Regions from separate parts of the Homo sapiens genome. Here region 1 is linked to region 2. Evidence: chromatin loops called from intact Hi-C (ENCODE). Cell type or tissue: IMR-90. All regions are shown on one strand. Links, peaks and the distances in the headings refer to the core of each region. The heading gives the core; the rest is flanking DNA. Region 1 has its middle 110 kb from the start of NOG. Region 2 has its middle 55 kb from the start of C17orf67.

The links. Hi-C counts contacts between places; a loop is a spot of excess contacts. Peaks named below come from ENCODE experiments on the same cell type or tissue, not always from the same donor. Only the 100,000 strongest peaks of a DNase experiment are listed, where the experiment ranks them.
Region 1: it touches region 2 in a loop (2.7-fold over the local background); 9 of 110 quality-filtered maps call a loop at or near these places.

Annotation. Positions count from the first base shown.
Region 1 is chr17:56,693,648-56,709,622 of GRCh38, forward strand. No RefSeq gene overlaps it. Among named protein-coding and RNA genes, the nearest start is that of NOG, 110 kb to the left of the region's middle. RefSeq lists enhancers at 5,076-6,052, 5,077-6,276, 6,053-7,029. In IMR-90, for the core only: no CTCF peak of the experiment used is centred there; a DNase peak (open chromatin) is centred at 6,024; H3K27ac peaks cover 460 bases.
Region 2 is chr17:56,770,480-56,786,454 of GRCh38, forward strand. No RefSeq gene overlaps it. Among named protein-coding and RNA genes, the nearest start is that of C17orf67, 55 kb to the right of the region's middle. RefSeq lists a silencer at 9,822-10,061. In IMR-90, for the core only: a CTCF peak has its summit at 9,916 (motif pointing left); DNase peaks (open chromatin) are centred at 7,552 and 9,902; H3K4me3 peaks cover 360 bases; H3K27ac peaks cover 250 bases.

The sequences.
Region 1 (15,975 bases), core at 2,816-10,815, 79 kb before region 2:
TTTAACTGCCTGTTGATGAATGAGCAGAGAAAATCTGGTGTCTACAAAGCATCCAGATAAGTATATAAGTACAACTTACGCACACACTTTACATTCAGCATTGTGACAGGCACTTTCAAAACCTCCTCACGGTTGACTTACAGCTCATTGGGCCCCCTTTTTGTAACTCCACAGAACTTTCAGGGATTTTGTTCTTTCCAACTTTTATTTTAGGTCTGGGGGTACATGTACAAGTTTGGTTTATAGGCAAATTGCGTGTCATGGGGATTTGGTGTACAGATTATTTCCTCACACAGGTAATAAGCATTGTATTTGATAGTTTTTCAGTCCTCACCCTCCTCCCAACCTCCACCCTCGGGTAGGCCCCAGTGTCCATTGTTCCCTTGATTGTGTCCATGTGTACTCAACATTTAGCTCTCACTTATACGTGAGAATATGTAGTATTTGGTTTTCTGTTCCTGCAATAATTCACTTAGAATAATGGCCTGCAGCTCCTTCCATGTTACTGCAAAGGACATGATCTCATCCTTTTTCATAGCTGCATAGTATTACATGGTATATATGTACCATATTTTCTTTATCCAGTCCACCATTGGTGGGCATTTAGATTGCTTCCATGTATTTGCTGTTCTGAATAGTTCAGCTCATATTTTTACCATCCCTCAAACCATGATGTTTTTCAGAGAATAGTATGTGTCATAGGTAACTGGAATCATTTTTTTCTGGGTGATTTGCTTTTACAACCTGCAATATCCTTGATCTGACAAAGTGTGGAATTATTATTGGAGCAGATCTCCTTGCTGTGAAAAGGGCCACTTATGTAGTCCTGTAGACATAAAGATATATAAAGCAAATAGGCACCTCATTGTCACTGGGGAAGGAGTTTTGAAGGTTTGTCAAAGGCCACCCTATCCCATACCTTTTGTTTGTGGAGCTCAAAGGCTCTGGTGAAGGAACGGGTAAATTTGTGTAGCAGATCAGCAGATCCAAATGGAAATCAATGCTTTTTAAAGACTTTACTTTTTTAGAGAAATTTTAGGTTCACAACAAAATTGAGAGAAAGGTGCAGAGACTTCCTCTATACCCCCTGCCCCCACACATGTTTAGACCCTCCCACTATCAACATCCCTCACCACAGTGAAGCATTCATTACAATCAATGAACCTACATTGACACATCATTCTCACCCAGAGTCCACAGTCTACATGAAGGTTCACTCTTGGTGTACATTCTGTGGGCTCTGATAAATACATAATGATATGTATCCACCATTACCATATCATACTGAATAGTTTCACTGGCCTAAAAATCCTCTGTGCTCTGCCTAGTCATCCTTCCCCCTCCCCTAACCCCTGGCAACCAATGATCTTTTCACTGTCTCCAGAGTTGCGCCTTTCCCAGAATGTCATGTAGTTGGAATCCTACAGTATGTAGCCTTTTCAGTTTGGCTTCTCTCCCTTAGTAGTATGCATTTAAGGTTACTCCATGTCTTTCTGTGGCTTGATAGCTCATTTCTTTTTAGCGATGAATAATATTCCACTGTCTGGATGTACCCCAGTTTATTTATCCATTCACCTCCTGAAGGACATCTTGGTTGCTTCCAAGTTTTGTCAATTTTGAATAAAGCTGCTGCAAACATTTGTGTGCAAGTTTTTGTGTGGACATAAGTTTTCAATTCATTTAGTTAAAAACCAAGGAGTGTGGTTGCTGGATCGCATGGTAAGAGTATGTTTAGTTTTGTAAGAAACTGCCAAACCATCTTCCAAAGTGGCTATACTATTTTGCATTCCCACCAGCAATGAATGAAAGTTCCTGTCACTCCACATCCTCACCAGCATTTGGTGTTATCAGTGTTTTGGATTTCCGCCATTCTAATAGGTATGTAGTGGCATCTCATTGTCATTTCAATTTGCATTTCCCTGATGACATATAATGCAGAGCCTTTTTGTATGTGCTTATTTGCCATCTGTATATCTTCTTTGATGGGGTGTCTGTTAAAGTCTTTGGACCATTTTTTAATCAGGTTGTTTGCTTTTTTATTGCTGAGTTTTAAGTGTTCTTTGTATATTTTGAATAACATTCCTTTATCAGATGTGTCTCTTGCAAATATTTTCTCCCAGTTTGTGACTTGTCTTCTCTTTCTTTAGACATTGTCTTTCACAGAGCAGAAGTTTTTAATTTTAATGAAAGCCAGCTTATCTGTTACTTATTTCACAGATCATGCTTTTATTGTGGTATCTAAAAAGTCATCACCATACTCAAGGTTATCTAGATTTTATTCTGTGTTACCTTCCAGGAGTTTTATAATTTTATATTTTACATTGAGATCTAGGATCCAATTTGAGTTAATTTTTTATGAAGAGTGGGAGGCCTCTCACTAGTTTCAGTTTCTTGCATGTGGGTGTCCAGTTTTCCAGCATCATTTGTTGAAAAGGCTATTAGATCAATGCTTTTGGATTTTAGATTATTCAAAAACCTAAAGAATTGAGGTTGTACAGTGAGGTCACTTGAGCAGAAAGGACATGAAGGCCCTCCCAAGAAGGAGCAGAAAAACGTGCCGTGACTTTGACTAGAGCCGGAGCTGAGAATGTCAGGTGGAGATTCATTGCTCCAGCAACTAACGTGGCAAAGGTGGACCCAGGACAGCTAGGGCCTCACCAGCTTCCTGGTGGCACACCTGCATCTGATAGAATCCCCAGTGGGACTGGATCTAATATGAATAAGCATTTGGAGGGTTGCAACTATAAGTTGAAACTCCATCATTCCTCTTCAGTTCAATGTGGGAGCGTAGACACCAGGAAGGAAAGGCAATCTTCTGATGGAGAGACAGGGTTATGATCAGTTTCAGCTTGAATAACACAGGAAGCGTGGGCTTATTTTTTAGCTTAAGCACGTGAAGCAAGTTATATGAATGAAACTATTATTAATTAATAATTATTATTTACAATATGACATTATTACCAGTAGCAGCCGACACTTATCAAGTACTACTATGTGTGGAGCACTGGACTATGCACGTTGTGTAGATTATCACATTTACTCTACAGAGCTAGGAAGTAGCAGCAACGACTCATTTGACAGCTGAGGAAATGAGACCCAAAGAGGTCAATTAAGTTTTCTATAGTCACTCTGCCAGCATGCAACAGGGCTCAGGTTCAAACTCAACTTGTCTCACTCCAGAGCCTGAGTTAATCACTATTCATGTTTGAAAATAGAGTTTCTTCTTCTTCTTCTTCTTCTTCTTCTTCTTCTTCTTCTTCTTCTTCTTCTTCTTCTTCTTCTTCTTCCTCTTCTTCTTCTTCTTCTTTTTGAAACAGAGTTTCGCTCTTATTGCCTAAGCAACCTCTGCCTCCTGGGTTCAAGCGATTCTCCTGCCTCAGCCTCCCGAGTAGCTGGGATTATAGGCATGCATCACCACGCCCAGCTAATTTTGTATTTTTTGTAGAGATGGGGTTTCTCCATGTTGGTCAGGCTGGTCTCAAACTCCCGACCTCAAGTGATCTGCCCACCTCAGCCTCCCAAAGTGCTAGGATTACAGGCATGAGCCACTGAGCCCGACCAAATTTCTTCTTTTAATAGCAGTGTTTCAGCTGGTTTCTGACTGCAAAGTTGGCTGGGTGTGTGTGGCTTCTCCCTCTGCCTGTAGAAACTCCATCATTCCTCTTTAGTTCAATGAGGGTTATCCAGGATTTGCTGGATACTACGTTCTCTGCCTCAATGCTCCCTTGCCAGATGGCCTTCCTTCAGCAGTATATTAGTCAAGTTGGGCTGCCAGAACAAAATACCATAGATTGGGTGGCCTAGACAACAGAAATTTATTTCCTGACAGTCTGGAGGCTGGAAAGCCAAGACGAAAGTCTGGCAAAGTTCGGATCCTGGTGAGGACTCTCCACCTGGCCTGCAGACAGCTGCCTTCTCTCTGGGTCCTCACATGGCAGGAGAGGGGAAGATTTCTTGCTCTTCCTCTTTTTATAAGGCCACAGTCCTATTAAATTAGGGTACCACCTCATTTAACCTTAATTATGTCCTAAAGATCTTATCTTAAGATATAGTCACATTGGGGGTTAGGGCTTTAACTTATGAATTTGGAGGGGACACAATTTAGTCCACAGCAAGCAGTTACTTTTTTTTTCTTTTTTCTTTTTTCTTTTTTTTTTTTTTTGAGACAGGGCCTCACTCTGTCACCCAGGCTACAGTGCAGTGGCATGATCGCGGCTCACTGTAGCCTTGACCTCCCCAGCTCAAGCAACCTTCCTGCCTCAGCCTTACAAGTAGCTGAGACTACAGGAGGGCACCACCATGCCCAGCTAATTTTTTTATTTTTTGTAGAAACAGAGTCTCCCTATGTTGCCCAGGCTGGTCTTGGACTCCTGAGCTCAAGCAATCCTCCTACCTCAGCCTCCCAAAGTGCCCAGGCCAGAGCACAGTAGTGTGATCTCGACTTACTGCTTGTGCCTCCTGGGCTCAATTGATCGTCCCACCTCAGCCTCCCAAAGTGCTGAGATTACAGGCAGGACCCACTGCACCTGGCCAATTTACTCTTTTTTTTTTTTTTTGAGACAGGGTCTCACTCTGTCACCCAGGCCAGAGTACAGTAGTGCAATCTCAACTTACTGCCTCTGCCTCCTGGGCTCAAGTGATCATCCCACCTCAGCCTTCTGAGTAGCGGAAAGTACAGGCACGTGCCACCATGCTTGTCTAATTTTTGTATTTTTTTAGAGATGGGGTTTTGTTATGTTGCCTAGACTAAGGTTATTCTTATATTCTTTAAAAGAATGAAATTTTCCATGAATGTCTACTCTCAGGTATCTCGATGACCACAGACTTTAGATCTTAGAAGCATCTTAGAGGAAATCAAGCCTAAATTCTTCTTTATTTTACAAATTAATACATGTGATTCCGAGACATTAGGGGATTTGCCTGGAGCCATACAGCTGGTTAATGGCAGAGCTGAAACTAGAACAAGGTCTTCTGATTCCAGTGGTGCAGTGGCACCATTGCAAGGTCTTGGAGGAACAATGATGGTGATGATGATTCAAGACCCTACTGTTTGACAGGCATAGTATGACTTATTTTATACACACCACCTTATTTATTCTTCACAATAGCCTGGTATAATGGGTACTATTATCCACCCATATAGATGAGGAAACAGGCTCAGAGAATGAGATACCTTACTCAAATTCACACAGCTAGTTGGTAAGGGGGGCCTGGATCCAAATTCTGTGCTCCTTTGATTTCACTATGCTCTATTTCCACCGAGGAAGTGGGTTCCCTGGTGGGGCCAGGGAGGTGGCTCTATGGCTATGAGCCAAGATTTTAGGCCAAGTCAAGGTCATGGACTCTTGGGATCAGCCCTGGGGCCAACAGGCTGCCAGAAGTGACAGAACGAAGAAAGGAAAGGAAGGAGAGAAACAGGAGACAAATCTTGATGGCTTCCCCATATTGCCATTGTCCTACTTGGGGAGTTCCACCTTCATCTGTTTTACCCTTTTTTTCCTTTACCTTCGAGCTCTACGTCTCTTTATCAGTAAACTAGCCTTGCAGACAAGTGCAAACTGTGCCAGCCCTTAGGCTGCAAAGGAAATGAAGTTGGCATTCTGTAGTCCTCACCTGGCATGAATCACACACAGCCCCAAGGGACCGGGACAAGGCTACATGTCAGACTGATGGACTATTGTCTGGAGCTTTGAGAGAGGAAAAAGGGAAGGCTGCTTGCAGGAGAAAGGTGAACAGGTTGGCCCCGGCCCAAGAATGACAGAGGCGCCTTGCTCCTGCCACCCGGCTCTGCTCCTCTGGCCCAGGAACAATAACAAGGCGCTGTCAGGAAGTGACACTAAAATGCCTTTCCCCTTATACCTCGTTCAGCCTCTGGCAAAAGGAGGTTCCCGGAGGGAATATTTTTAGTTTGACAAATGAAAGCCTGGGACCGAGGACAGGAGGGATAAAGGGAGCTCTTCTCTGACACTCCTGGAGACGGGGAGATGATGAGTCAGATACAGAGGGCTTAGGCACGACTTCTCAAGACATTCCTCAGGCATGAGCACAAGCCAGCCGCTCGAATTCCTCCTGCAAGGCCCGCCACCCGGCAATCAGGGCGGAGGGGCCGGGCCAGAGGAGCAGCTCTGCTCTGTCTTCCTCTTGGCACATTGTTGGACAGCAGCTTTGGAAGATCAAAGCAGCCGCCTGTGTTGCTTTCCGGAACTGGGACTCAGGAGGCCTGGGTTCAAGTCCAGGCTTCACCATTTGCCGGCTGTGACATTAAGTGTCCTCATTTCTCCCTTTATGCCTCAGTTTCCTCATCACCAAATTGAGAGTATTATAACACCTTGGAATTATTATTATGAGGTTGTACATTTGGAAAAAAAAACCTTGAGAATGCAGTGTTTAAAAGCATTGGTTTTCTGTATTGCTCCCAGTACCCCATATGCAGATGGACTCAAAATCTCACACTGGTGGCCACGTGCAGTGGCTCACGCCTGTAATCCCAGCACTTTGGGAGGCAAAGGTGGGTGGATCACCTGAGGTCAGGAGTTCGAGACCAGTGTGGCCAACATGGTGAAACCCTGTCTCCACCAAAAATACAAAAATTAGCCAGGCATGATAAATAGGTGCACGCCTGTAATCCCAGCTACTGGGGAGGCTGAGGCACGAGAATAGCTTAAACCTGGGAGGCAGTGGTTGCAGTGAGCCGAGATTGCACCACGGCACCCCAGGCTGGGCAACAGAGCGAGATTTGGTCAAAAAAAAAATCTCACACTGGTAACAATAATAACCAGTACCTATTGAGTGCTTCTTACTTACCAGGCTTGTGCCAACTTCTCTCACATCCAACCCTCTCAATAGTTCTGTGAGGTAGATCTAATCGTTTCCACCTTCTAGACAAGTATACTGAGGCTCAGAGAGGTGGCATGGGCTGCCTAAGGTCACAGAGCTAACAGATGGTAGGCTGACATTAGACTCCAGCTCCCCCAACTCTGAAGCCCACTTTTCTTTTTTTTTTTTTTAATTATTATTATACTTTAAGTTTTAGGGTACATGTGCACAACGTGCAGGTTTGTTACATATGTATACATGTGCCATGTTGGTGTGCTGCACCCATTAACTCGTCATTTAGCATTAGGTATATCTCCTAATGTTATCCCTCCCCCCTCCCACCACCCCACAACAGTCCCCGGTGTGTGATGTTCCCCTTCCTGTGTCCGTGTGTTCTCATTGCTCAGTTTCCACCTATGAGTAAGAACATGCGGTGTTTGGTTTTTTGTCCTTGCAATAGTTTGCTGAGAATGATGGTTTCCAGCTTCATCCATGTCCCTACAAAGGACATGAACTCATCATTTTTTATGGAAGCCCACTTTTCAAATCCCTGTGCTGGGAACCCTCAGCCTGGGCCTGTACCCAGCAGGAGAACAAGATCAAGGCAGTGCGCTGGGCCAGGCACGAACTGGGGAGCCAGAGGGAGGGGAAGGAGCAGAACAGATAAAGAAATCGGAGGCGGAGCCAGGGTTCAGATGCAGAGCAGCAAGTTGAAGGAGCAGGGAAAGCACCAGGGGCTGGAGCCTGGAACCCTGGCAGCTGTCCACACTTGGTACAAACATGCTTACGGCAATATGGTGGATTGCTGGGGCAGGGAAGGGGGGGTGCACTTAAAAGTCAGAATCCGCTCATCTGATTGGAAGAGAGAATGAGGCAACTAACCATCTGTAGATAGGCTTATTTCTCACTTTTTAAACAGCTGGTTTGGGTGGGTGCTCCTAGGGACTCAGCGCAAAGTCATTGGGTGAATTCTACCCAAAATATGTAAAGCCATGATGAGCAACCCACCCCACAGGCCACACGTGGCCCACCTAGTGTCATTGGGTCCATGATTTAATTTGGGGATGAATAGTAAGAGGCCATCAACGTGTACTGCCTCTCAAAAAATTCTGATAGTGATGATATTTCTTGTTGTTAAATTCAGTGTTACTTCACTCATTAGCATCCTTCTCTTACGTAAGTGATCTAACTCTCGAGAAATCACTTTTAATCCCCTCGTAGGACTTGATACAGTTATTTTGTTTTAAGCAGAAAACAAAAGATGGCTCTTAAAGTCAATTATTGTCTTCTTTAATTCACCCTCAGGAAGGAAGGAGAGGGTGAGAAAGGGAGGAAGGAGGTAGGGGGGAAGAAGAGAGGCAGGCAGGCTACCACTGATGTTGAGTCTCAACATCCTCAAACTGCAGACCATGAACTCTTTTCTCTGTGCACTCATAGGAAGGTCATCCTACTGCCTCCTCGGCCAAGCTAAAACCCAAGAGACTTCTCACCATTCCTCTCTCTCCTTCTCCCAGGGATATCACCCCCAGCATCACTGCTAGGGCTTAGGATATCACTAGTATTCCCAACATCACTCAGTGTCTCCCTAGAAGACCTGTGAGGAGTCTCCTCTCAGACCTCAGTGTCAAGGCAAACAGCAAGTGGCTGCTTTTACCCGGTAGGTGATGTGAGCGAGCGTGTTAGAGGGTCATGTCCTCATGTTTGCGTTGGTCACTGAAAATGTTGAGAGTGGATTTTGCATCTTTCCTTTCAGGATCTCACAATGTGAATGTAGGTTCTCCTGCAAGTGTCCCCACTGACAAGACATGGGACCTTGGGCAAGTCATTTAAACTCTGTGAACCTTATCTGTAAAAGAGAGTTAATTACCACTTGCCTCATACGGCAGATGTGGAAGTGAAATTTAGATGATAGATAATAGATAGATAGATGATAGATAGATAGATAGATAGATAGATAGATAGATAGATAGATCACATGTGCCTAGCATATAATAGGTCATCAATAAATGATAGGTGGTGTTACTATTATCCACAGCAGCACCCTGACACACTATGTATACTAAATTTTCTTTTTTTTTTTTTTTTTTTTTTGAGATGGAGTCTCGCTCTGTCACCCACACTGGAGTGCAGTGGTGCCATCTTGGCTCACTGCAAGCTCCGTCTCCCGGATTCACACCATTCTCCTGCCTCAGCCTCCCAAGTAGCTGGGACTACAGGCGCCCGCCACCACGCCCAGCTAATTTTTTGTATTTTTGGTAGAGATGGGGTTTCACCGTGTTAGCAAGGATGGTCTCAATCTCCTGACCTAGTGATCCACCCACCTGGTCCTCCCAAAGTGCTGGGATTACAGGCGTGAGCCACTGTGCCCGACCACTAAATTTTCTTTTACTGCATTTCATTCAACTACCTTTCTTTTTCTATTTCACAGAATCTCTATCTTTTTACTTTTCATCTTATGGTAGTATGTGTTTGTGAGGTTTGTGGGAGGGAGTTGCAATCCACCTTAATATTGTGGAGCAGAGCAGGTCAAAAAAACCAAACAACTGTAATACTAAAATGAGGACTGTTTTTCCCAGACTCTGCAGCTAGGTTGAAGTTGTTGTCAAGCTCTTTGACTGCAGAATCTCTTGAATATTAAGGAAGGTGGGGCATGGGGGTAGGTGTGGAAAGGACACCAGTGAGGAAAGAGGGATCTTGCTTGGGATGCAAGATTGAGACCTACAGGAAGTAGGGAACCTTTGCCATGCCAGGGCACTTCCAGGAGCTGATGGCTTGGTCTTCCTTTCGATAGCCACTGACCAGGTTCTCTCATGGGGACATGGTCTCAGCGACCAGCTTTTCCTGCATGTGCTGTTCTCCTGCTCCCAGCTGGCCCACCCTCTCTTCCATCTGTATGCTTCTGTTTTCTTATGGTTTCTACAGCCTGCTTCTTGGGTTCCAGAGGGCCCAGGGGGCTATGACACCCTGTCTGTGTGTCATAAACCTTCAGCTTCAGCCACCTCTGCCACCGGCCTCCTTCTCCTATCATTTCCTAGGTCAAATTCTCTAAGGAAGAAATATGATGGCATACACTCATCCTTCTCTGAACCTGTGTCCTAATGGTGGACTCTATAAGGGATGCCACTGAGTCCCACCCTTGGGGATTCTATGGGGCCAAAGAGTTGGGATGGGGACAGAACATGGAGTAATCAGCCACCTATTTGGCTGCCCCTTGAGCAGGGATATGAGAGATATGGCTTTCCCCTAACAGGGAGGCCCCGTGGTTGACATGTGGGGATACCTTGGCACTCCCAAGTGGCCTTCCTGCAGTCTCCACCTGTACTTACGCTTTGCCCTCAGGGTCTAGACTTGGGACACAAATCCCAGCCCCACCACTGACCAGCTGCTTTGTTTCAAGCAAGAATTCTTTCCGACTCTCAGATTTCGTATCTGTGAATAGTGATCCTCATAGTATCAACCTCAAAGGGTTGTGATGTGGAGTAAATAAGATTATCGGAACACAGCCTAAAACATAGCAAACACTCAACACCTACAAGTTGCTATTTATTGCGATTGCCATTAATACAATTCAGAGTTGGGTAGAATCAGCTCAAATCCCATTTGAGAACTCTTTAAGCCTCAGTTTCTACATCTATGCCAAGGTACTTCTAACACCTTCCTTGCAGGACTGGTGCAAATGCTAATGTATGCAGCGATCTCAAGCAGTACCTGGTAGACACTAATATTAACAAATGCTTACTCTTTTCTCCCTCATTCTTTATGAGGTGCCCCTTGACTGTTTTCCTAAAAAGCCATTCTCCTCCCCATAAGGTACCTCTAGAAGTATCCTATAAAGAGCTCATCCCTTTGGCTCTTGGAACCAATCATTGGCTAAAAACTCATCCTCAAGAAGCCATAAGATGGTAGAATAGGTAGGAAACTTGGAGTCCCACTGACCTTATCATTTACAGATGGGGGAAACTGAGGCCAATGATAAGAGGTAATAGACCCATGTGAGAAAGGGGCCAACCCAGAAACAAGACCCTGCCTCTCCTGATTCCCAGTCCAATGTTTATGCCACACTTTATTTGCCCTCAGTAGATTTCTCCATCTGAAGTTCCCTTTCTCTAGTCATCAAATACACTCACGCCCACACTTGTGCTAGCAGAACCATCCCTGTGAAGAATTAAAAGCAAAGACTTTGAGGCAAACTGAAAGGGGAAAGAAAAACAGCCCCAGAGACGGCGGGAAAGCAGCAACAAGCAGGCCCACAGCCTTGTCCCTCACAGAGCCAAGCCCATGGCTTAGCTATAACAAGAGTGACTTGGGAGTTATTAAGGAAAGGAGCCTTTAAACCACGACGTCATAAGAATGGCGGGTGTCTGTGGGCCTTGAAAGAGAAAGGGGATTAGGCCAGTGTTTAAGGCTGAGCCGTTACGGCCTTGAGGTCCCCAAAGCAGACCACCTGCCCTGCCTAAGAAATGTTCACCAAAGCACCAACATGAGAAATGAATGTTTAAATTTGACATTATTAAAAACCATCAGCTCCAATTTCAAAGGCTGACAAGGCTGCCCCTGCTCCCCTACCCACCCAGGCCCAGCCCATCCCACCAGAACAACTAACCCGTGACATCAGAGCCTGCCCTGGGGAGATAGTCTGGTAAATTAGCACTATCTACAGAGGCGGAGGATGGAGTTACAACCTCATCAACTGGGGAGAATTCGGGACTCCCTGGCTTAGCTCACACTCCCAGTTGCTTGTCACAATGCCTATGCCCAGAACTTCTGGGTCTTGACAGCAAATCTCTTGCCTCCTACACTCCTACAGAGTGGGATCCCAAGCCCCAGAGAGGAGGTCAAAGGCATCCATGGGGAAGGCAGGTGGGTTCCCAGCCACTAGCCCTCTCAATCCCACTTGCTAAAATAGCTCAGAACTTGCTCTCCCTTTCATCCAGGGGTCCCCAACTTGGGCTAAACTTGGGATGCTGCCCAGGTCCAGAATCTTGACACTGGTGTTTTTTCAAACCGCCCCCCCCCGCAGGAGACAGCAGTGAGCAGCCATGGTGGGAGCCTCTTCTGCAGTCAATCCACCCTTCACACTGCAGCCAGACTGTTCTCTCCAAAGCACGGATCTGTTAACACATCCAAGGGGAGGGACCCCAACTCCTTCCCTTGGGGTCCAATTTCCTTCTCCACTGACCTAGTCCTCCACTTCTGCCCCATCTGCTTTCACTCCTCCTTACACTCTAGTCATTGGCCTGGTTTTTTTTTTTTTTTTTTCCGTCTTTTTTTTTAATTGAGACTGGCTCTGGCTCTGTTACCCAGGCTGGAGTGCAATGGTGCGATCTCGGCTCACTGCAACCTCCGCCTCCCAGGTTTAAGCGATTCTCCCACCTCAGTCTCCCGAGTAGCTGGGACCACAGGCGTACACCACCACACCCATCTATTTTTTTGTATTTTTAGAAGAAATGAGGTTTTGCCATGTTGCCCCGGCTGGTCTCAAACTCCTGAGCTCAAGCCATCTGCCCGCCGCAGCCTCCCAAAGTACTAGGATTACAGGCGTGACCCACCTAGCTTGGTTGGATCTTCATTTTCTTTCTTTTTTTTTTTTTTTCTTTTTGAGATGGAGTTTCACTGTATTGCCCAGGCTGGAGTGCAGTGGCGCTATCTTGGCTCACTGCAAACTCTGCCCCCTGGGTTCAAGTGATTCTCCTGCCTCAGCCTCCCGAATAGCTGGGATTACAGGTGCCCACCGCCACTCCTGGCTAATTTTTTTTGTTTTTAATAGAAACGAGGTTTCCCCACGTTGGCCAGGCTGGTCTCAAATTCCTGACCTCAGGTGATCCACCCTCCTTGGCTCCCAAAGTACCATAATTGCAGGCCTGAGCCACTGCGACCAGGCTGGATGTTCATTTTCTAAACAAACCACCTCTTTTGACTTTGGGGCTCCAACTATTCCATCTGCCTGGAATGCCGAACCTTGCTCCCACCCATACCTAGGAAAGTTTTCCTTAACTTTCAATGCTCAACATGAATGTCTCTCTTGCCCCACACCGTATTCATTGTTTCCTGGTGATAGTCAAAACCCATCCTTCAATAGCATTCACCATGAGGTAGTTGCCACATAAATGGTAATTTTACATATTTTAATTCATTTCATCCTCACCACAACACTTCAAGGTAAGTATTAGTATCATCCACACTTTACAGATGAGTAAACAGAGGCAAGGAGACATGAAATTACTTGCTCAAGATCACACGGCTAATGACTGATGAAGGAAGGCTTGAACCCCAGCCTCCTGGGTCCAGAATCCACTGTGCTATAGGCCACCGCATAGTGCTACCTTTTCTTTTCTTCCTCGATTGTAGAGAAATAGAGAAAAAAGAAAAACCAAAAAGGAAATCTTACCCACCAAACACCAAGCTCCTTGAATGCAGGAGTTGTCTTTTATTATTATAAGTATTACAATAGTCTAAGTATTATTATTCAGTATTATTAATAGATCACTACATTAGTAGAAATTACAATTACTCTCACATATGTATGGATTATTCTCTCTGTGTGTGTAAATGCATTATCTTCTCTATAACTCAACAACCACAGGAGGACGTGTATTATTTTTACTTTATAAATAATCTGATTTATCTATAGGCTTTGTGAAGTTAACACCCAAAGTCACCCACCCCTACCCTAAATTCTCCACTACTTAGCACAGTCAAGATGCAAAGTCAAGACTCAATGATCTGTTTGATTAATCTGAGTGTCTCATTGTAGGCCTCTACATTTGAGTTCTAATACAACCTATTAATACAAGATTGCAACTTCCAATAACTAGGAGCTATTACCTCCCTACTATGTGCCAGGAGTTGTGCTGAGGGCTCCATTGGCATCAATTTGTTTATTCTCAAAACCCACTGGGGCAGGGCCCATTGTTTGACTCATTTTTCAGATGTCTCACAGAGACTCGGAGAGGTTGTGTGATGTGCCCCAGGTCACAGAGCTGGCTAGAAGCAGGGCCAGTGGAGGAGCCCTGCTCTTTGGGGGCTGTGTTCCCAGGCTCTCTTCTACACTGAGAATAGAAGCACCAGAGACAGAGGTGGGGAGGGGATGGTGCGGGGCAGAGGGGAGGGGGAGGCTATGAGAAGCATTCCATCAGATACAACTTTCTCAGACATTTCAACGGATTCCTCAGTCCCTGTAGGACCATATTGTCTCTACGGCAAATGATGACATGAACCGTCCAGTTGCTCCCAGCGACATCTTACTTCTGCTCCTTCCGGGCCCCTGCACAGGCCCCTGTGCATTCCTGGTGACGTCACCCAGCTGTGCTCCCTCATCTCCCGAAGGAAGCTCTGTCACAGTCAGGAAGGGGGAGGGACGGGCGGGGGTGCAGAGGGATGGCACGGAGACAGGCCGCCTCTTGGCGCCTGAAGGAATGCGTTCTAGCCTGGCCGAGTTTGGGGAGGGTCCTCAAGCAGGTCACTTCCCGATGATCAGAAGGTGGACGCTGGGGCCTGAAATGCCCAGGCTCGAGATGAAAAATAATCCAACTGAATAAATAAATCACCAAAGAGAGCAGCAACCACTGTCTGCCAAGAAATTTAATCCTGAATGTGGAGAGAGTTGATGGGGGTTGGGGGACAGGGAGGGCTGAGGTTCTGAAAAGATTTAATTGGTGATAGGGCCCTAAGAATATGTAAATAGTCTCTTGGTTTCTGTCCTAAAAGGAGAAACAGATGCCAAGGACTCCAAGCTGAGCTTTCTTATGAAAATCACTAAGACCCCAGAATGCCATTTAAAATGTATATAATTTGATTGTTATCTCCTATGGGGAAGGGCTCCTTGCTCAAAGTTTCCTTTTACATCAGCCCCCGCCCCCCCATTGTAAGACTCAAGGCTCCATTTTCTGTCCCCCTTTCCCCCTTCCCCTCCTCCAAAGCCCTACAACCAGCTCCAGTTGGAGAAGGCAATGGAATGTTCAGTGTGGGGGTGTGCACTTTTAAGCTCTCAAAAGCCTGTGGCTAAACCTTTAACTCAAAGACAATAGAAATAAGGTTAACAATTTCCAAGTCCAGCCTCTGCTAAGAAATGTCCAGTGGCAAGGAATCAGTTCCCTGTTTCTCCCTGGGAAGCCAGTCCTATTAGTTTGGACATTACTGATTCTTAGACTGCTCCCCCATATGTTGAATTAAATTTGTCTCCTTAAAACTTTTCACTTTTACTCCTTGGCATGACACAAACACAATGGATCATTCTTTCCCATGGCAAGCCCTTCTAGAAGTGCTCTGGGGGGTCAGATATATCGGTGAGCATGGTGTGGGAGGCTGAATATGCCCCCCAAAGCAATCCACATCCTAATACCCAGAACCTGTGGATCTGTTACCTTACCTAGCAAAAGGCAACTTTGTAGATGTGATTAACATTTGTAATCAGTTATCTTGGACTCTCCAGGTGGGCCCAATATAATCACAAGGGTCCTGATAAAGAGGGAGGTGGAAGGATCAGTCAGAGAAGGCCACGTGATGCTGGAAGCAGAGGTCGGAGGTCGGAGTATGCAGGACATGAGCCTCTAGAAGCTGGAAAGGATAAAGGGACAGATTTTCCCCTAGAGCCTTCAAAAGGAACACAGCCCTGCTAACTTATTTTGGACTTCTGACCTCCAGAACTGTAAGAGAATAAATCCGTGTTGTTCGAAGCCACTAAGTTGGTGGCGGTTTGTTACAGCAGACTTAGGATGTTTTAACTCTATTACAGCACATGGGCCAGGTAAAAGACACATGTATCTGTATACAGAACAACACATCAACCCAATTTGATTCCACTCAAGGTCTTTGCACACGCTGTTCCCTCTGCCAGGAAAGCTCTTCCCCTAAATCGTCACACAGCTCCCTCCTTTCACCTCTGTGATTTCTGCTCAAGCTTCAGGTCCTCAAAGACCCTTTTCTGGATGCTCCATCTAAAATTGTGCCATGCATGTCACCACCACTCCCTAGCTGTTCCAGTGTTTTTCAAACTGCAGGCTGCAATCCATTCCTAGACTGTACAACCTATCTAATGTGGCCCATAACCAGCATCTTCTACAATAAAACAGAAGAGAAAATATCAGAACACATCATGTGTAATAAAGGTAAGTAGTGTTTCTTCACATTTTCATTTTTCTTTTTTGTATGCTTGTGTGT
Region 2 (15,975 bases), core at 4,938-12,937:
TCCCCCTTCCACTCATCTATCCATCCATCCATCTTTCCTCCATCCATCTATCCATCATCCATCTATTCATACACTCATCCATCCACCCTTTCATCCATCTATTCATCCATCCTTCCATTCATTCATCTATCCATCATCCATCTATCCATCCATCCATCTATCTATTCATCCACCCACCTACCCACCCATTCATCTATTCATTCACCTATCCATCTACCCTTCAATCCATCTATCCACCCATACATGCATACATCCACCCATCCATCCAATCATCTTTCCATCCCTCTATCCCTTCATCCATCCATCCATATTTCCACTCACCCACCCATCCATCTTTCCATTCATTCAACAATTATTCACTTAGTCTCATATGCTATATGCCAGGCACTATGTGAGGCACTGGAGATCCATCAATGAATAAGCTACACTTCCTCCCCACAACAGAGCTCACAGGACAAACAAATATCACCCATAGCTTGAATCCCCAATTTCATAACCTGTATGAATCCAGACTCCCTTCTCACAACTTATGGAAATTCCACTTTCTTCTTCTTGATCCTGTCTCCATTCCTGTGTCTATAGGTGTCATCCCAGGATGGTCTTGAGGCAGCTGGGACACAGTTCTAAGCCCCTTTACCATTTTTCCACAAGAAATACAAATCCAGCAGTGATGTTGTGGGTTTAGTGATTTGACTGTAGATCTGAGAAGCTACTATAAAGGATTATGTTCTACATGCTACAGCCTTCCACCATCTTGCTGCTTTCCCACCAATAATTGTCCAGTTCCCCAAAGCCCAAGCTATTGACATGGAACCCTCCCTGCTGCACAGACTCCTCGAAGTGTAATCTAGTCCTCACTCCCTAATATGACATACTGCCCCTGCCCCAGGACAGTCAGCTGTCCCTCGAATCTGGTAAATATAATGCGCTCCAACTCATGACACATGTAAATAGACTGCTACAATACAGAGAACAGAGAGCTCTACAACAGAGGTAAGTTCAGGATGCACACACAGAGGTGGCAGAGAAAAGCCAAACTAAACTAGTCTTGGGCTTCGAGAGTGGCTTCTGGGAAAGATTCTTAGATAAAGAGAGGAGTGATGAAGAGGATATTTCAAGCACAACAAATAACAAGGACAAAGACATCAGAAAGTTTACTGTGCTTTGCAATGGGGACAAAAGTGGTTCAATAGGACTAGAGGATACAGTACGGGGAGCAGCAGCAGACAACACTGGAGAGGGAGGCAGGAGGGGGTTGCCCATAAAAGGTGGGGCAGTCCATGCTCGGGACTCTGGACTCTAAGCTACAGCAGCAGAACTGCTACTGAGAGCTCCTAAGCCTAGAAGTGGCTTGATTTGAGAATCTTAGGAAGACTGTAGGGGCTGGCATATGGGGTCACTCAACCCTAACCTCAAGGCTGTGGGAGCCTCCAGCTCAAGGCCAAAATCATTACAAGGCAGCAGTCATTTCCCCTTCCAAGGAGTAGGTATGGAACCAGACCAGTCCTGGAGATTAAGGTTTTGTGATAAAGACAGACAGTCAGAGCCCAGAGTGGCCGTCCTTGTGTCCCCGGGGAGGTGGCCTAATGCCCACTCTGTTTTCTAACAACTTTTCTTGGGTATGTATCAGACCAAAAACTAGGTCCGCAAGATTCACGAGACCTGGTCAGAGAATTCATACTCATTTTCAAATGTCTTTGGTCAGCAAAATCTCACATGCACTTTTTCCAGAGTCCTTTCCTCCCCTTCACATCCCCACTCCCACCCAGCTGCTGCTAATTGTACAAGCCACATGCACTACAAGGGAAATGGAATCAGTCTGGTCCTGGTTCATTCACCTTTGAATCCTCAAATAGGCTGTTTTGTAAGAGACCCTAGACTTCCAAGACACCCTCGCAGGATCCCTTAGACAGCTTCTTGTTTTGAATCAGGAAATTTTATTTTGCCAGAACTTGATGTTCAAGCTCAATATTAATGTCAGAACCCACGAAATGTGAGCGGGTTCTAAATTTGGAAAAACATGGTCTCTAATATCTCCCCAAAGCATTCCTTCAGCTATTGACTTTGGAGGCAACTTCTCTATACTATGTAGCTGTCCATTGTTTGCTCTGAATGACACAGAGCCTTCAAACACCGGAGGTGCTTACTCAGCGGATCAATATATCATCACCCCCATCATCTGCATACATTGGTTGAACATCGTAGAGCAAATCCAACATACAGCCTGCTTCCTGTCTTGGCAAAGCCGCCGGATTGAGTCCTCTTTCCATGCAACACTTCTGCCCTGACTTAAACTTTGACTCCAGTGTCCTTTCTGAGCTATTTGCACTGTGAACACAGCGCCTAAAAAGATTTATTAAAAAAAATTAAAAAGCAGGGGGCGAGTGTCATTTTTAGAAAGGCGAGACACCCAACACATCCTACTCTGAGTAGATTTCTTTGACAGCTTGTGATGTTGCCTGAATGGTAAATATATCCTCAGACTCCAAGTAAATAGTCCGTGGCATGTAACTTGGGTATAAAAGAGGAAATTTTACACAACGTGGCCACAGATGCCTTGTCATTTCCCAGAAAATTAGAGGGTCTTCCAGTGACCCTGTAAATTTATCTCACAAGTACTCTTCCACAACTTCAGGAACAGATGGGGCCTGTTTTGATAATGTTTTCCAGTCCCCATAGATAATATGCTGGGGGTGGCGGGAGAGGGGGAGGAGCAAGACAGCCTGCTATTGCTCCCAGAAGCACAGCCTGTGGGCGATCTGTGTCTCTGGTCATCTGAAAGACACTTTGTTAGCACCAAGCATTTCATTGCTGAAGGGAGCAGCAGATAATTTTTTTTATTGGGTAGCCTCTTTACTAAAGGTTGAAGATGTGAAAGGATTGGCTAAAAGACAGGTTCAAACCCAGAGGATGGGCTGGAGTCAAAGAGAGACTGCAAGGCATCTTGAAGGCATCCTTCTGCCTCCAGGAAGGATCAGAGAGGTTTTGAACCCAGAGGAAGATTTCACAGCCTCTCGTGGCAACTTTTTTCAGCATCTCTGCAGAGATGGAGAAATACAAATCAATATCTTCCAGGTAGTAACTATTGGTTCACCTTAACCCAGGCCCTTCCATCAGTAATCATAATAGCTAATATCGACTATTCCCAGGCACTATGCTGAGCACTTGATGTGCTCAAGTTATATTCAGTGTTATATTCAAGACATATTTCAGTGTTAGGTGAAATATATCATCTATTCCTCACCACCCTGGATGCCAGAGGAGGAAAATGAGGATCAAAGAGCTCACAGCCACGTCCAGTGTCAGCAGCTGGTGAGGACAGAGCCGGGAGCAGAGGTATGATCTGTGCAAGTCTCTTGGGCGCTCTATGCCTGGGTTTCCTTACCTGTAAAGTGAATGGACCTAGTAACAATATAATACCAAGGCTTCAAGGGCTTTTTGTTTTTGTTTTTCACTTTTTCACTTTGTCTTTTTTGACCAGGTCATGGTTCTTATTTCCAACTCTCGTCATTCATTTGTCCATTCCACAGTGTTATTGAGTACTTTCTATTTATGTCTCTGCCATTTAGACTTTTAATCAGAGCCTTTATGATTAGCCAATTCATCGCCTCTTCACAGTGGGCTTTACACATCATTATCATGCCTTTAACAAGCATCTCGTTATGCTACTGTCTGTTTTACAAAAACTAACTGATATCTGTTGTTATTTGGCTGTTCACAAAGTCCCTTCACATACACTTACTCATGTCATCCTTATGAAAACACAGCAAAGAAAAGAAAAATAGATATAATATTGTTTATTATTATTATTTTCCTATTTTACCCACAAGTAAGATCCAGGCACATTAAGTGAATGCTGGAGCCAGAATTCAACCCCAGTCTTGTGATACATAAACCGGAACCCTTTCCACTACCACCCACAAAATAAATGTGGACATGGCCTTCCGGGAGCTGCCACAGAACAGCAGCGTTCATAGAAACACACCACAAGCACAGAGGGTGGGGAAGCTTGGTGGTTAAGCACACGGACTCTTAAATTAGACAGCCTTGGCTCTAAAACTTGCCTCTGACACTCACCAGCTGGATGACCTTGGGCAAGTGACTTAACCTCTTGATAGATCAGTTTCCTTATGGCTAAAAAGGGGTTAATAATAGTACCTACCTCAGAGGATGACTGTGGAAATCAATGACTAATATACATAAAGCTCTTAGGACAGTGTTTCAATTTAATTAATATCATCTAATTGTTATTTGTCTTAACATTATTATAGATGCACCTGAAAGCAAACAGAGGCTGTGAAGGGCAGGACAGAGTTGAGCAAAGAGGCCTACCTCCCCCACGGGGAAGAAAACTAACTGAAACTAACAGTCAAGAGATGTGGTTCTATTCCTCATTCTGCCACTTACCATCTGTGCAATCTTGAACCAATCAGTCACTTTACTCCATTTAGGTTTCCTCATCTGTCAGATGAGAAAAGTCAACCAGATTGGGTAGGGGAGGCCTAGCAAATGTCCACTGACTCCCTCATGTCATCCAGTGCCCCTGTAGACTCCGAGGGGTACACCCAGCCACCCCACTTGAATTAAGACTGACTAGTGAAGATACCCACTTAAGACCAGGTTGACCAGCTCATCCTGGTTTGCCTGGGACTTTCCTAGTTCTAAAATGAAAGTTTCATATCCCAGGAACATAATTCCAGAAAAACCAGGATGGTTGATCATCCTAATTAGGTAAAAAATTATATCATCTAGTCCATCATTTTCCCAAACTTTGCTGCTTATGTTACCACCACCATATATTTTGCCATAGCTGTGTAGGGAACTGTAAAATTACTCAAATACATTTACTTCAGAAGAATATATTACATCACTACTGCCATAGTCAGGATAGACCAGGTTAGCTGAGGCAACAGACAGCCCCACAAAGTAGGGGGCTGGAATATGCAGTGAACAGCACTACAATTGTAAAAGCAAACTAGCGTCGCTTGCCATAAAGTGAAGGAAAAATAAAAAATTGATGAAAATAAAACAACTATCACTAGGTAGCAGTGCTGGCTGAGGTTCCGTCTGGCCCCAGGGGCCTGCTCACTGTTTGTTAAAAAGGAGAGATAAGTAAGCATTAAAAAATCCTGGAATTTTCTCCTTTTCAGAGCAGGATTAAAAATGAAGTAAGTTCATCACTCTGTGATTTAATGTAATTTAATGCCATGTCTGTTTGCTACTTAACATTATCTCCCTGCCATCAGCAGAGCACCTCACACACATTTGGGAAGTTGGAATCAGAGAGAGTGTAAAGGTGAGAGGATGAAGGCTCGGTCATCCATTTAAATTTAGGGGCACTCCTCCTTCCAAAGCAGCTCTTCCCACTAATTAATACCTAATCCAGACAGGGCGAGGTGGCTCACGCCTGTAATCTCAGCCACTCGGGAGTCTGAGGCAGGAGGACCCCTTGAGCCCACGGGTTCAAGACTAACCTGGGCAACATATTGAGCTCCCTATCTCTACAAAGAAATTTAAAAATTAGCCAGGCATGGTGGCATGCACCTGTAGTCCTAGCTACTCGGGAGGCTGAGGCAGGTGTGTCACTTGAGCCCAGGAGTTCAAGCCTGCAGTGAGCTATCATCCTGCCACTGCACTTCAGCCTAAGCAATAGAGTGAGACTCTGTCTCCATTTTTATATATATATAATATTATATTATATATTATTATATATAATACTACATGTTATATTAATTTACTTAAATAAATTATATATATTAATATATTATTTATTATATTAGTATACATAACATATATACAAATATGTATAATACACTATATATATATATATACACACACACACACACACACACACACACACACACACCAAGTCAGACAGGACATCAATTGAGAGAAGATGCCCTTACAAACTTGCTTTTTTCAGGAATTTTCGCCTTGCCCCAAAGGCTACCTAGGAAGTACTATAATGGGCTAAAGGACAGAGAGGAGCACCCAAGAAAGGTCCTTGTTCCAACAAGATCACATGGGAAGAATTTCAGCAAAACAAAGCAGCAGCAAAGGACCTATGGCTTTTCGACCTCAACAAGGTTCTGCCAACTCCCCAAAGCAAGCTAAGAATGACTGAAGATACATCATGTGGCTGAAATTTCAAGTCACTACTATTTCTTCCAAAAACATAAAAGTATAAGAAATGGTTTGCCACCTAAGATTGGTTTCCCAAACAAATGCCAAATCATCCTGTAGGAGAGCCTAACCCCGCCATGTGTGGTCTTCCCTTATATGGCCCCTCCAATTCCAGGAACGCCATTCACCTTCTCCATTCCAGCACTGCCCTGCTCACTCGGTTGGGACCTCACCCACTCCATGGCATTAAATACCATCTATAAGCCAATGATTCACAATCTACAAGACCAGCCCAGCCTATCAGCTGCATGCCAGACCCTACCTGACACCTGCCCCTGGACATCTCACTAGGACCTCAATGTCAATTGAACACATGACCTGCTCTGCCCCAAACCCACTCCCTTCCACCATCCACTCTTCTGTTCAAACTCAAAACCTGGAAGTCTTCTGTGCTTCCTCTTTCTCCCTTGTTCCCACATCCTATCAATTCTGTCACCTAAATGTTTGTAGAATCCACCCACCTTCTCTGCCCTGACCCCTCCCACCCTACTCCAGGCCACATTCATCTCTCCCCGCCACCTACTACAGAGGTTCCTAGTTAATCTCCCATGCTGCCTTGGCTTCTCTCTAACCCTCTCCGCTCCATACTGCAGATAGGTACAAGAGGCATTTTTTAGATGTAAATCTCATTACCTTCTTCTCCTTGTTTAAAATACTTCTGCTGAATCCTATTACCCTTGTAATGAATCCTCAAAGCCTTACTGTGGCTATCAATCAAGGCTATGGATGGCCTACCCCACCCCTGCCCCATCTCTGCAAGCTCACCTCAACTCACTCTCCCTTCCCTGTTGTTCTCTCCACTCCAACCCTGCAGGGCTTTTCTCTGTTTTCTCAAACCTTCCACATGTTCAATTTCAGGGTCTAGCACAAGCTTGGAACACTCCACCTCCTCTCTGCCTAGCTACCTGCTGTTCATTCCAGACAGCAATCCTCTGGAGGCCTTCCCTGATCTCTGGGCCAAAATAGGGTCCCCTCACCCCTATATAAACTCCATAGCACTCTGAGCACACTGGCCTTCTCCTTCTCCTTCCCAACACTCAGCAGAACAGTAATTATTTTTCCCCGTTAGGCTGCATCCTCCATGGAGATGGACCCACCAATATCCCCACACCTAGTACTGTGTCCATGAATATAGCAAGTGGTTCCTAAATATTTGGAGACTGAGTGGTAACTGTGAGAATCACTCCCAAGCAGCCTGAGTCCCCACCCCCACAAAGAGATCTGAGTCTTCCTCTCCATCCACTTTCTGAAGAAAACTCAACAGTATGCATTTTGGTCTTGGAGAACGTGGTGTCTCGTGACACCACTGGGAATACTGACAAAAATGTGGCTGTAGTGGGTTCACCCAGCTCTCAGGAAGGAATAAGTGTCAGGTCATGCTGCATCATCCACAGGAAGAGCATGAGCTGGTGCTGACAGCGTGGGGTGTCCCAAGCCTTTGGTCTTGGGTTTCTCTTCCTAGAGTATTTATATCCATCCGGAGAAGCCGGCTGGCATCATTAATTGTGAGCGTGTGTCCACTCAAAGCAGCCATATACCAAATATATCGAGTATCAAGCCTAATATGGATATCCTTGTTGATTTATATATTGTTAATAAGCAACAAGAAGTGAATGCCTAAGGTGGGATGCCAAATGTTTGTCTTCCTTTGTCTTCTCAAACGTGCAAGGTTGTTGGTTTGGTGTACTGTTCGTTTTTCATGGAAGAATGACTTTTTAAAAGAGAAAGAGGGAGTTATGAGGCCCACAGTCATTTGATGAACTGAATAAGGACAAACATCCAGGTCACAAGTGGCAGCAAAGAATGCAAATTCTGTGTCCAGTGTCTCAAAATAAGAACCACTAACACTTAGTGGAGATTTGTGCCAAGCACCATTCAAAACAAATACACTAATTCATTTCATCCTCATGATACCTCTGAGAGGTAGGGGCTACTATTACCCCCATTTTGCAAATGAGGAAACCAAGACCCAGAGAGGCTTAAGTGACAGTCCAGTTTAGCAAGCAGTAGAGTTGGAATTTTCACCCAGGAACTCAAACTCCACAGTTCAGAAGTAGTCGGGCCCCATGGAGATCCATCCAGTCCAAAGCAAAGACAAACCCAAAGGCCCACTTCCAGAGGACTCAGACTACTGCCCTAATTTGGTCTTTTCTCTCTTGAGGGCCACAGAGAAACCATAGCCACAGTGCTGACCTCAAGGAGTTTACATTTTTGCAAGGAGATCAAACAAGAGCACAATGTATTTACAGTAACATAAATTAGTAAGTGTGAAATGCCATGCAAGGGATTTAGACGCTGCCCAAGGAGAGAGAGGTCTGAAGCATCGACTGATGGGTCTGTCTTCCTGCTCTGCCGTTGCCAGGTTCTGTAACTGTGGGCAAGTCGGTTGCCCCCGCTAAGGATAAACTTTCCAATCTGTAAAATGGGATGATGATGATGATGATGATGACGATGATGACGTCATTTCTAGTTCCTATCTCACAGGGCTGATGTAAGGATTAAATGAGAGAAAGCATGCAAAGCATTTAGGACAGGGATATGATATGTTCAGTATGCACCGGCCCTTATTTCTAGCAGAGGAGTTCGGGATATCATATATTCACTCACAAACATATATTAAGCACCTCCTAACAATGCACTAGGAACTGTGCCAGGTGCTAGGGCTACAAAGAAGAATGAGACAGTAGCCAGGCTTTCAAAAAGCTCATCCTCCAGAGAAAGGGACAGTGGGGGAGGCAGGCTGCCAGGACAGTAGGAGTCTTGAGTCCTTGCAAAAAGAATCGGAGAGGGTGCCTTGGAGGAGGGTGACGGGAATGCAGGAATGGGGTGAGGGTGTTTCCCACATGTACAAAGCAACGGCAAGCAGGCAGCTTCAGGGCTTCCTATCTGCCAAGTGGGTAGGATTGGGGATGGGCCTTGATGACCACACACAGTTGATTCCAGGGACACTCAGTTCGAGATTCCAGGCAGGTAGCTCTGATGTTGTGAAGTCTGCCTCCAAGTCCTGAAGTTCTCTTTACCTCCAGACTCAGCTTGAGACAAGAGAATAAGTACTGAACATTGAAGTAGAAATCCAAGTGGGTTTTTCTTTTCTTTTTTTGTGCCCTGTTATTTGCCTGTTAGCTAGACTGAGGATAAAACTGAATTTATGTCTCACCAAGGAGGCACAGGAAAGTGAAGAGAGAGAGAGATTATACAGGGTTTTTTTTTTTTTCCTTCAAAGTGTCTCCTCTGCAGACGCCTGGTGCAGCTCTGTCTCCGGGGAGCGGTTCACCCTCCAGAAAATATGACACTTTATTTCCTGCCCTTGTTTGCTAACACACCCCATTACCATCCATCTCAGTTTCATGTAACTGCCAACCGGCATTAACGCCCTCCTCCTCGCCGAGGCAGAAAATAGAAAAGGAAGAATTCAGCAGATTTTCCCCGGTGGCCCCCTCGGCGGCACCAAGATAACCAGCGCAGAAACCACAATTGGATCCTTATTCCTCCAGCCCAGGAATGCGAAGGACGGGACGGTTTAACCGCCTTCTGCATTTTCCTGCAAAGAGAGCCGGCTTGTTATTTCGGTTGTCTGGGCTCCCTTCTTTACTACGGAGAAAGATACATTAATTAATTTTTTTTTTTAATGTTAGGCAGGAAATGTTGCAAACTGTCAAGAGCTGTCAGCGGGCGCCTGCCCCAATCAGGTAAGCGGCGCGCGGGCGCCTGCGGCGGAGACACACTGACCCCTAGTGGCCGACCGGGCCCTCGCAGCCCCCGCGCCCGCCCTCGCTCCGGGCGGCCAGAGTCGCAGTCAAGTCGCTCTTTGCACAGAGCAGCTCTGTGTGGACTGGCGGGGGTGTGGCCGGTGCTGTGTCTCCACCGCCCGCCCCAACGCAAGCACGCGCGCACATACACCCCATGTCCATTTGCTCTTCCAAACCAGAGAAGCAATTTCTGCTCTCCTTGTCCAATTCCAGAGAACACAGATGCCTGAGAACCTTAAGCAGTGTGCCTCTGTGCTGTTGCTCAGGCATGTGCCTCTGCTCTTGAGGAGTGACGGGAAAGACAGACAGGGTCCCAGTGTGACACAGGGCTGAGAGGAAGGAAGGGGGTGGCGTTTGTGGAGACTCCCAGTACCAGACACTGTGCACACGGTTATCCCTTGGAGCCTGATGATAGCCCCAGATTTGGAAACTGAGGCCCCAGCTGTCACATGGCTTGTCCAGGTCACAAAGCTGATGTTTTTATTCATTTGTGTTGATTTTAATAAACAAATGTTTACATAGCTCTTGTCTGCCAGGCTTTCTTCTAGTGCTTTACCTATATTAAAATTACCTGTGTGGAATCCTCATCACAACCCTGTAAGTACTACTATTGCCTCCATTTCCCAGATGAGAAAACCGAGGCACACAGAGAGGTTAAGTAACTAGTGAGCGTGAGTCTAGTGTTTAATCTAGGCAGCCTGGCTTCAGAGTGCTCTCAGCCACTGCACTGGGCTGTGTGTGTATGTGTGTGTGTGTACCCCATGGATACTAGTTAAAAGGAGACCAGGATTCTAGTCTGCACATCACGGGCTCAAAAACCCAAGCTGTTCTGCGTGTACCTCCTTTGTTCCCTAAGGATGAAGTGCTACAGCAATGCAGGACAGGCGGCAGTAATTCTGGCTGTCGCAAAAGGAAGGCAACTTGTGGAAGAGGTGTCTGATGAACTCCTTGAAGACATAGACCGTGTCATCACCTTCAGAGCCTCATTCGCGCCTGGCGCACAGTGGGTGCTTAATAAAAGCTGAACTGGACTGGACCTTGAGGGAAGGTCCAAGGAAGGTGTGAAGGCAGGAGGGAGGCTAAGCAAGTTGCAAGAACCACAACACTGCCGTAGAGAAACACAGGTCCCCTAGCACTCCGTGAAAACACATTTTCAGACACACCCACACTGCATATTCTCTTTTTGGCCAGGACGAGGGGATGAGCTAACTGCAACTGAGCAGCTCCTACTCCACAGTGATGCGATTAATGCCACCTAAAATGTGTGTCCCCACTTTAGTTTTTCTTATTTGCATTTCACAGTAGCCCCATGAAGTAGGTATAACCAGCCTCTATTTTAACATGAGAAGATGGAGGCCTTTTCCAAATGGACTAAGTAATGTGTCTCAGGTTTTCCTAATAAGCAAAGACCTGCAACCCTGGCTTCCTGACTCCAAAGCTTATCCCTTCTCATGCTGTTGCTGTCAGCCAGGACCCCATGCGCAGAAAGCCCAGCCTCTCCATCCCCCACCCAAGCAGCTCTGGCCTTCTCTCAAGCAGCCCCTTGAACTGGCCAGGCTTGTTCCTGCCTAAGACCTTTCCCTGAGCCATTCCCTCAGCCTGAAATGCCCTTCCTGTACGTGGGTCTTCACACAGTCGGCTCCTTCCTGTCATTCCGGTGTCAGCTCAAATGTCACCTCCTCCAAAAAGCCTTCCTTGTCCACCCAACCTAAAATAGCCTTCCAGTCACTCTGTTGCATCACGGTTTTATATATTTCCCAGCAGGTATTAATCTCCGGTAATTTCTTATTCAGTTACTATTGTTAGACTCATCTCATGTATAATAAGGGGTATCAATTACAGAGTGCAAACCGATAATGTCCTAAGCAAAGTTCCAAAAGCTTTACTCACAGTGAGCCATGAAATTTTCACAACCACCCTTTACTGTGGATGCTGTCCTTAACCCTCATTTTACAGAAGAGGGAACTGAGGCAGGAAAGGTTCAGTAACCTGTCCAAGATTTCACCCTGAGTAAGCTGTGCTCTAGTCACTACAAAAACATCAGCAGAATTTGTAAATGGATAAAGGACTTAAATAGACATTTCTCCAAAGAAAATATGCAAATGGCCAATGAGCACATGAAAAGATGCTGACATTATTAGTTGTTAGGGGAATGCAAATCAAAACCACAGTAAGCTACCACTTCACACCCATATGGCTTAATTTTTAATTTAAAAAAAGGGGGTGGCAGGGGGAAATAAGTTGTTGACAAGGGCATAGAGAAATTGTAACACTTGTACCTTGCTAATGGGAATGTAAAATGGGGCAGCCACTGTGGAAAATAGTTTGTTGTTTCCTCAAAAGTTAAACAGAGAATTACCATTCGATCCAGCAATTCTACTCCAAGGTATATACCCTAAGGAATTGCAAACAGGTTCTCAAACAAAAACCTGTACAAGAATGTTCATAGCAGCATGGCTCACAATAGCTAAAAGGTGGAAGCAACCCAAATGTCTATCAACTGAAGAGTGGATAAATAAAATGTGGTATAACCATACAATGGAATATTATTCAGTCCTAGAAAGGAATGAAGTGCTGATACATGCTACAACATTGCTGACCTTAAGAACATGTGCTGAGTAAAAGAAGTCAGATACAAAAGGCCACATATTGTATGATTCAACTTATGTGAAATACCCCAAATAGGCAAATGCATAAGGATAGAAAGTAGATTGGTGGTTGCCAGGGGCTGGAAGGAGGGAGAAATGGGGAGTGACTGCCTAATGAGTAAGGGGTTTCATTTAGGGGTAGCAAAATGTTCTGGGATAGGCAAGGCGCAGTGACTCACGCCTATAATCCCCGCACTTTGGGAGGCCGAGGCGGGTGGATCACCTGAGCTCAGGAGTTCAGGACCAGCCTGGCCAACACGGTGAAACACCGTCTCTACTACAAATACAAAAATTAGCTGGGCACGGTGGCATGCGCCCATAGTCCCAGCTACTCTACTCAGGAGACTGAGGCAGAGAATTGCTTAAACCCAGGAGGCGAAGGTTGCAGTGAGCTGAGATCATGCCACTGCACTTCAGCCTGAGAGACAGAGCAAGACTCTGTCTCAAAAAACAAAAAAAAAAAAACAAAAAAAAAGTTCTGGGATAAATGGTGGTGATGGTTGTGCAACATTGCAAATGTACTAAACACCACTGAATCGTATACTTTAAAATGGTTAAAATGGTTAATTTTATGTTATATGAATTTTACAACCTTTTTTTTTAAATCAGCCTTGTCTGTCTGGTTCATCACTGCACTCCTAGAGCCTAGAGCAGTACAAGGTACACAGTAGGTCTCAGAATATATTTTTTATTTTTTAGAGAAATGAGTAAAGGGGAAGAGAACCCAGGTCTCCCAGGTCTCAGTCTCAGGTTCCTTTTGTTTTTAATTTTTATTTTTAAGTTCTGGGGTACATGTGCAGGATGTACAGGTTTGTTACATAGGTAAACGTGTGCCATGGTGGTTTGATGCACCTATCAACCCATCACCTGGGTATTAAGCCCAGCATGCTTTAGCTATTTTTCTTAATGCTCTTCCTCCCCCATCCCACCCCCTGACAGGCCCCAGTGTGTGTTGCTCCCTTCCCTGTGTCCATGCGTTCTCATTGTTCAGCTCCCACTTGTAAGTGAGAATATGTGGTGTTTGGTTTTCTGCTCCTGCATTAGTTTGCTAAGGATAATAGCTTCCAGCTCCATCCATGTTCCTGCAAAGGACATGATCTTGTTCCTTTTTATGGCTGCATAGTATTTCATGGTGTATATGTAGCACATTTTCTTTATCAAGTCTATCATTGATGGGCATTTTGGTTGATTCCACGTCTTTGCTATTGCGAATAGCGCTGCAATGAACATACGAGTCCATGTATCTTTATGATAGAATTATTTATATTTTGGGGGGTATGTACCCAGTAATGGGATTGCTGGGTCAAATGGTATTTCTGGTTCTAGATATTTGAGGAATTGCCACACTGTCTTCCACAATGGTTGAACTAATTTACACTCCCACCAACAGTGTAAAAGCGTTCCTATTTCTCCACAACCTCAATAGCATCTGTTGTTTCTTGTCAGCCTGAGGTTCTTTCCACACATGAAGCTTCAGGAAGCTCTATGCTGGTGGTTCCCAAACTCCAGCATGCATCAGAATCACCAGGAGGGCTTATGAAAATCCAGATGGCTGGGCCTCAGCCCCAGAGTTTCTGATTCAGAAGTGTCACAGACATCCGAACCAGGGTAACTCCATCTTGAATAAGAATTGAAGAAAGTCAGACCTGCTGGGTTACAATCCCAGGAGGCTATGCACTCCTAGTCACAAGATGTTTATGGCTGAGGGAACAGATTAATGATGCTTACTAATGGAACAGGACTCAGAACTTAAGGAAATCTCCTGATGTCCCAATATCTTAAGAACAAAAAGCATTCTTAGTTTAAGAATAGGTTTTGCTTTAGAGATAATAGTAGGTTCATAAATTTTTGCAAAAATCAATAGTTACACAAGAGAATAACAATACTAACAGCCTGTCACAAGCTTGTCATGAGCCTTTGTAGTAAAGCACATAAGGCCATTATTTTCAGCTCTGTTATCCTATACAAGCAAGCACTGTATTTGAGGTAGGGGCGTTCCTTCTCTTGCTTTTGGAGGACAGCCTACTCTGAAATAGAGCAGTCTTTAATAAGCTATCTTCACTACACTGCACTCTGCAACTTGCTGTAAATTCTTTCTTGCATGAGATCCAAGAACCCACTCTTGGGGTCTGGGTCGAGACTCCTTTCTGGTAACAGAAGATCTGAGTTGGGCCTGAGAGTTTGCATGTCTAACAGGTTGTCTGGGGGACACACTTTGAGAACAGAAGCTGTAGCTACTCATTAAACCACAAGAGAAGACAAGACACATATTGACATGACCTGGATGGAGGAAAAGCAGGGCCCACATGTAATTAGAAAGAGAAAGAGAGATTTCAACCACCTGAAAACTGAACCTCACAAGAAATAACTTGTCGATTTTAATCAATTGAAGAACCTCTGAAGCAGGAGCTTATTTGCTCTCCGGTGAGTTTACAGGTTTTGGGGGAGGGTAACTTGGCTGTATGACACTTGCTGGATCGTGGGAGTAGAGTCATGTTCTGATTTGAAATCAGAGAACTCACTGTGGCTTCCTGCCTCCACGCCCATCTGTTTCCCTGTATCATTGGGATAACATCCAAATTCCTTACAAAGGTCTGTGAGGCCCATAAACCTGGCCCCTGCCTGCCTCCCAGGCTCATTGTAGACACTGTCCCCTCACTCTTTAGGGAAGGCCACGGTGACCTTCTGGAAGCTCCTAGGACAAACCTGCTCCTTCCCCACCTCAGGGTCTTTGCACTTGCTGCTGCCTCTGCCTGCAACAACTCTCTCCACCTCCATCCTGTGCCACTCCTTCTACCCCCACCCTTCCCTGCCTTGTATCCCCACCTCCATCTCCTTTGTCAAGCTAATTCCTTGACAAATCACTGAAGGTACCCCCTCTTCCTAGAGCCTTTCCTGACAAGCAGCTCTGGGTGGGGTACCTGTCAATGGCCACATACCTGGTCATCTTGACTGCTCCTTCCTAACATTCAGCATACAATGTGTTCTTCCGTACTGGCCTCTGTTTAAGTGGGAGTTTCAGGAGTCGTCTCCAGTACCTAGTGCAGTGCCTAACACATAGGGAATAAATAAGCAAAGAACAAACAAACCAAGAAACCAGGTCCAGAAGCCAAAAGCAATCAAGGCCAGCCAGCATCTGGCATCAGAGCACTGTCCATGACAGAAAGCTGCCAGAGGAAGGAGGAGTAAGGGTTTGGAACAAAGTCCAGGTGGTATAGAAAAGTGCACCTTTGCAAAGAGCTTTTCCTTCGGACTGAAATGCCCTTCCTCCCCTTTTCCACCTGGAAGACGGCTTCTTACCCCTCCTGCTAAGTAAGCTTCCAGTAATGCCTTGTCTTGAGCCATCCCTAACCCCCTGCCTCAGGGAAAGAGTTATCATCGTACCATGTTTGCAA